2 separate regions of the Homo sapiens genome follow, and region 2 is linked to region 1. The links are chromatin contacts, found by Hi-C or POLR2A ChIA-PET in ENCODE. All regions are on one chromosome and are shown on one strand. Each heading gives the region's core, a stretch centred on a gene start or an enhancer-like site at or near the end of the contact. The rest is flanking DNA. Distances are from core to core; before and after follow the strand shown.

What was found. Hi-C counts contacts between places; a loop is a spot of excess contacts on that map. ChIA-PET counts read pairs that join two places held with the same protein, here RNA polymerase II (POLR2A). Pooled maps may share reads with other maps.
Region 2: a pooled map shows a loop between it and region 1 (2.0-fold over the local background). The contact joins two enhancer-like sites. A Hi-C loop is called at or near these places in 3 of 37 single-sample maps with no recorded cell type and 5 of 50 pooled maps. POLR2A ChIA-PET finds 5 or more read pairs at or near these places in 4 of 52 experiments (AG04450, activated CD4-positive, alpha-beta T cell, activated T-cell and 1 more).

The regions. Positions count from the first base shown.
Region 1 is chr4:3,012,829-3,015,962 of GRCh38, reverse strand. It overlaps GRK4 (G protein-coupled receptor kinase 4), which reads right to left. Exons shown (of 16, transcript NM_182982.3): 8 at 2,135-2,275. Among named protein-coding and RNA genes, the nearest start is that of GRK4, 51 kb to the right of the region's middle. RefSeq lists an enhancer at 2,186-2,245. Within about 2 kb of position 1,767, at least 3 of the 41 ENCODE cell types and tissues checked have a DNase peak (open chromatin) inside an H3K27ac peak, as active enhancers do.
Region 2 is chr4:3,057,207-3,060,473 of GRCh38, reverse strand. It overlaps HTT-AS. Among named protein-coding and RNA genes, the nearest start is that of HTT, 16 kb to the left of the region's middle. RefSeq lists an enhancer at 1,377-1,456. Within about 2 kb of position 1,298, at least 3 of the 41 ENCODE cell types and tissues checked have a DNase peak (open chromatin) inside an H3K27ac peak, as active enhancers do.

The DNA of each region.
Region 1 (3,134 bases), core at 518-3,017:
CACTCCAGCCCGGGAGACAGTGCGAGACTCTGTATCAAAAAAAAAAAAAATAGGGTGATGGGGGTCTCCCTATGTTGCCCAGGCTGGTTTCAAACTCCTGGGCTCAAGTGATCCTCCCACCTTGGCCTCCCAAAGTGCTGAAATGACAGGCATGAGCCACCAAGCCCAGCCAAAAAATATGTTTAAAGCAACTCCCAGATAAGCCCATTTTATTACAGATTTTCAAGTAATTGCACATGAGAGTGACATATCATATACACACACTGTGCTATTTTTTTTTTTTTTTTTGAGATGGAGTCTTGCTCTGTTGCCCAGGCTGGAGTGCAGTGGCGTGATCTTGGCTCACTGCAAGCTCCGCCTCCGGGGTTCACGCCATTCTCCTGCCTCAGCCTCCTGAGTAGCTGGGACTACAGGCGCCTGCCACCACGCCTGGCTAATTCTTTGTATTTTTAGTAGAGATGGGGTTTCACTGTGTTAGCCAGGAGGGTCTCGATCTCCTGACGCCTGCCTCGGCCTCCCAAAGTGCTGGGATTACAGGCGTGAGCCACCGCGCCCGGCCCCACACTGTGCTATTAAATTCAGATGCTGGCTGTGAAGGTACACTGGGAACATTTGTCCCCCTGCACAAAGCAGCTAACCTCCGGGCTAAGAAATAAATGGCTTGGAGGAAATAGCTCTAACACTACAAATCATTTTATAAATTCTCGTTCACACTCTCCCTTCAACCAGTCTTCATACTTCAGTAGCTGCTACAGGACATATGTAATTAGGTAGAGAGAAACTGGGTTTGGAGATGAGAACCACACTATACAATGCACACCGTAAAGCCTGGAACTGCTCCCCTGAGCTCATACCAGTCCGCCCAATGTTCTGTCCTTTCCAGAAAGGTGGGAAGGTGGTATTTGGGCTTCATACAATTGGGATATGCTAGTTGAGGGCCTAGCGGTAAACTTCCCAGAAAAAGGAAAAGACGGAAAGCAGATTGAGGCCAGAGGGAGGAGGCCCACATGAGAAGGGGGCTAGAGAAGGTATCCTCAGCCAGACGTGGTAGCTCACACCTGTAATCCCAACACTTTGGGAAGCTGAGGCAGGTGGATCACTTGAGCCCAGGAGTTCAAGACCAGCCTGAGCAACATAGGGAGATCTCATCTCTCTCTCTTTTTTTTGAAACGGAGTCTCGCTCTGTTGCCCAGGCTGGAGTGCGGTGGTGCAATCTCAGCTCACTGCAACCTCCGCCTCCCAGGTTCAAGTGATTCTCCTGCACCAGCATCCCAAGTAGCTGGGACTACAGGCACGCGCCACCAGGCCCACCTAATTCTTTTTGTATTTTTAGTAGAGACGGGATTTCACCATGTTGGTCAGGCTGGTCTCGAACTCCTGACCTCAGGTGATCCACCCTCCTTGGCCTCCCTAAGTGGTGGGATTACAGGTGTGAGCCACCGCGCCTGGCCAGAGATCTCATCTCTAAAAAATAAGAATAAAAATAAAAAAATTAAAACCTAGTTGGGCATGGTGGTGTGTGCCTGTGGTCCCAGCTGCTTGGGAGGCTGAGGTAGGAGGATCACTTGGGCCTGGAAGGTTGAGGCTGCAGTGACCCAAGATCGTGCCATTGCGCTCCAGCCTGGACAACAGAGCGAAACCCTGTGTCAAAAAAAAAAAAAAAAAAGAGAGAGAGAGAGAGAAGGTATCCTCAAGCACAGCCAAGTCACAGTGTCCCAGGGGCCAGAGAAATTGACTGGAGGCTGAGAGCAAACAGAGATAAGCTCTGGCTGGCTGTGATAAGGGAAAGGAAAGGGCAATTCACCAAGAAACACGGGTAACTAATGGACCTGGAGCCTCTGCAAGCTGGCAGGTGTGAAGAGTGACAGAATGGGAGGCGGGGGACTACAGATTTATAACAAACCAGAAGTTAGAAGCAGTATCACTCCTTCTATGTTTTCTAAGGTTTGAATAAGAAAGAAGAGAGCTGTTACTAAAAACAAAACTGTTACTAAAAAGAGCAAACCCCCACATAAACTCAGAAAACAAGAAATGACTTCCACGGCTTCAGTGAGCGTGAGCTGAGCGGCATGTCGGCTGACAAAAGTGCTATGAATCAAACAATGCACAGTGAAGACTAAGAGGAGACACTTACTACGAATCTACTTTGCACTTTCTCCAGAATTCTTTTCTCATTTAGAGCCATAGCTTCACCTTTCCTCTTCTTTATTCTTTTTTTTTGTAGCTTTTTGCAGGCATACATTTTTCCTGTGGCTCGCACTTGACAGGCGCAAACCTAGTTTAAACAGCAAAATAAAGGAGGTTTATGTCCACCTGGCATTTCTTAGGCCACACAAAGGAAGCTCTTTGCTTGATGAGACCCTCACTGGCAGAGACCAGCAGCAGTGCATGAGGAGCCGAGACCGTTTCAAAGGTGAGCTTCGTCAGTGTGAGTCGGCTCCTCCCTCAGTGATGCACTGTACTCTATCAACTCTAAGACAGTGTACAAATGGAACTAGTTGGCATAGGTGATCACGGTAAATGTTTAATTTTTAAATGTCCCCATATGTGTATTTTACTTTTTGTAAAAGTGCAAAAGTTTTAAAAAGTAAAACTGAAAAGATTCTTTTTCAGCTGGGCATGGTGGCTCATGCCTACAATCCCAGCACTTTGGGAGGCCAAGGCAGGCAGATCACCTGAGGTCAGGAGCTCGAAACCAACCTGGCCAACATGGCGACACCCCGTCTCTACGAAAAATAAAAAAACAAAAAAATTAACTAGGCATGGTGGCGGGTGCCTGTAGCCCCAGCTACTCCAGAGGCTGAGGCAGGAGAATCGCTTAAACCCGGGAGGCAGAGGTTGTAGTAAGCCGAGATCGCGCCACTGCACTCCAGCCTGGGCGACAGAGTGAGACTCCGTCTCAAGATTCTCCTGCCTCAGCCTCCCAAGTAGCTGGGATTACAGGTGCCCGCCACCATGCCTGGCTAATTTTTCTTGTATTTTTAGTAAAGACGGGATTTCACCATTTTGGCCAGGCTGGTCTTGAACTCCTGACCTCAGGTGATCTGCCCACTTTGGCCTTCCAAAGCGCTAGGATTAACAGGTGTGAGCCACCGCGCCTGGCCTAAAAAGATTCTTGATTTTTTAATTTAAAA
Region 2 (3,267 bases), core at 49-2,548, 45 kb before region 1:
AACTTTCTAAATTAAATGAGACCTTTCTCAAATTTTGGGGTTTCAGAGGTGGAAGGATCACTTGAGCCCAGGAGTATGAGGAGCTATAATCATGCCACCAAACTCTAGCCTGGGCAACAAAATGAGATCCTGTTTCTAAAGATGCTTTAAAATGTGTAAATGTAGTAGACTCATGATTCAGGAAAAACCCAAGAAAAGTGTGAGGAAAGATTGAAGAGACACCAACCGAGATTAGTAAGGAAATGTAGAAATGAGGACTTCTTAAAATTGCTATGACCTCCTATCACTTTTCTGAAGAGTGACTTGGCAATGTCTTTCAAAAGATTTAACTGTGCCAACCATTTCATCACACTTAGCATGTACGCACAGGGCATTACTGTAGGGAAGTATTAAATAACCATCGAAAGACCCAGGAACACAGCTACTCAGGAGACCGACGCAGGAGAATCACTGGAACCCAGGAGACAGAGGTTGCAGTGAGCTGAGATCACGCCACTGAACTCCAGCCTGGGTGACAGAATGAATGAGACTCCGTCTCAAAAAAAAAAACAAAAAACACAGGGACAAAGATGTTAAAGCAACATTAATATCAAGAAGATGAGGCCAGGCGCAGTGGCTCAGGCCTGTAATCCCAGCATTTTGGGAGGCCAAGGCAGGTGGACCACCTGAGGTCAGGAGTTTGAGACCAGCCTGACCAACATGGTGAAACCCCATCTCTACTAAAAATACAAAAATTAGCTGGGTGTGGTGGTGCATGCACCTGTAATCCCAGCTACTCAGGAGGCTGAGGAGGGAGGTGGAGGTTGCAGTGGGCCGGGATCAGGCCACTGCACTCCAGCCTGGGTGACGGAGCGAGACTCTGTCTCAAAAAAAGAAAAAAAAAATGAAACAACCTCAATGTCCAAAAATAGAAAATTGGTAGAAACATTAATACTTCCAAATATTGGAATACTGAAAAGCCATTTAAAATGACTTATTTATGAGGAAGTGGAGAAATTGGAACCTTGGTGCACCATTGGTATGTTAAAAACTTCCAACAAATTGAATTGAACAGAGTTTAGCTGATCAAGGAAAAAAAAAACAATTCACAAATGGTGCAGGTCCCAGAATCACAGCAGATTCAGGGAGACTCTAGGGATGCTGTGTGGTCAAAGCAAATTTATGGACAGAAAAGGGAAAGTGGCCACAGAAAGCAGAAGTGAGGCACGTTAACAGCCAGATGAATTCGCCTTCTCCGAACACAGTTTGAACAGTTTGCGGCCTGTGAGTGGTTGAAGTCTGGCTGCAGGAACTGGCTGAGACACAGCTGTTGTTACAGAAGCCTACTGCTAAGTTAGGTTTTCAGTCTGCCTACCTACTATGCTAGGTTACGATTCATCTGCAAGGACGCAAGGATGGCAGTACAGAAGCTTTCTCGGGCCAGTTTTCAGTTTAACAAGTGGAAATGTAAAATGAGCTGGGTGGGGTAGCTCATGCTTGTAATCCCAACACTTTGGGAGGCCAACGCGGCTGTATTGCTTAAGCCCAGGAGTTTGAGATCAGCCTGGGCAACATGGGGAAACCCCATCTCTACTAAAAACACAAAAATTAGCCCAGTATGATGGTGGGTGCCTGTAGTCCCAGCTACTCGGGAGGCTGAGGCAAGAGAATCGCTGGAACCTCGGAGGTGGAGATTGCAGTGAGCCGAGATCATACCACAGCACTCCAGCCTGGGTGACAGAGCAAGACCCCATTTAAAAGGAAAAAAAAAAAAGAAATGTAAAATGATGCAGCTAATATGTCAGAGGCGTTGGAACCAGAACAACTTCATCTTGAATAGGGGCGGGGTAAAATGAGGCTGACACCTGCTGGGCCGCGTTCCCAGGAGGTTAGGCATTCATAGTCACAGGATGAGGTAGGAGGCTGACACAAGATACAGGTCACAAAGACCTTACTGATAAAACAGGTTGCAGTAAAGAAGCTGGCCAAAGCCCACCAAAACCAAGATGGCAATGAAAGGGATCTCTGGTTGTTCTCACAGCTCATTATAAGCTAATTATAATGCATTAACATGCTAAAAGGCACTCCCACCAGCCCCATGACAGTTTACTGATGCCATGGCAACATATAGAAGTTACCCTATATGTTCTATTTTTTTTTTTTCTTTTGAGACAGAGTTTCATTCTTGTTGTGCAGGCTGGAGTGCAATGGCGCAATCTCGGCTCACCACAACCTCGGCTTCCCGGGTTCAAGCGATTCTCCTGCCTCAGCCTCCCGAGTAGCTGGGAGTACAGGCACGCGCCACCACGCCCAGCTAATTTTTTATTTTTAGTAGAGATGGGGTTTCTCCATGTTGGTCAAGCTGGTCTCAAACTCCTGACCTCAGGTCATCTGCCCGCCTTGGCCTCCCAAAGTGCTGGGATTACAGGCGTGAGCCACCATGCCTGGCCTAGAAGTTACCCTATATGTTCTAAAAAGGGGAGAAACCCTCAGTTCTGGGAATTGCCCACCCCTTTCACGGAAAACTCATGAATAATCCACCTCTTGTTTAGCATATAATCAAGAAATAATCAGCAGGGCGTGGTGGCTCACGCCTGTAATCCCAGCACTTTGGGAGGCTGAGGCGGGCGGATCACAAGGTCAGGAGATTGAGACCATCCTGGCTAACATGGTGAAACCCCGTCTCTACTAAAAATACAAAAAATTACAGGCGGGCGCCTATAGTCCCAGCTACTCAGGAGGCTGAGGCAGAAGAATGGCATGAACCCGGGAGGCGGAGCTTGCAGTGAGCCGAGATCGCCACTGCACTCCAGCCTGGGCAACAAAGGGAGACTCTGTCTCAAAAATAAATAAATAAATAAAAAGAAATAACCATAAAAATAGCCAACCAGCGGCCATCGGGGCTGCTCTGCCCATGGAGTAGCCATTCTCTATTCCTTGGCTTTCTTAGTAAACTTACTTTCATTTTATTCTGTGGACTCGTCTGAATTCTTTCTTGAGCAAGATCCAAGAACCCTCTCTTGGGGTCAGCATTGGGACCCCTTTCCAGTAACATATGTACAATGGAATAGTTTTGGCCTTAAATAGGAGGGAAATTCTGACACACACTACAACATGGATGAACCTTGAGGTCATTATGCTAAGTGAAAAAGCCAGTCACAGGGTGGGGTGCAGTGGCTCACGCCTGTAATCCCAGCACTTTGGGAGGCCGAGGCGGGCAGATCACGAGGTCAGGAGATGAAGACCATCCTGGCCAACACGGTGAAACCCCGTCTCTACTAAAGATAC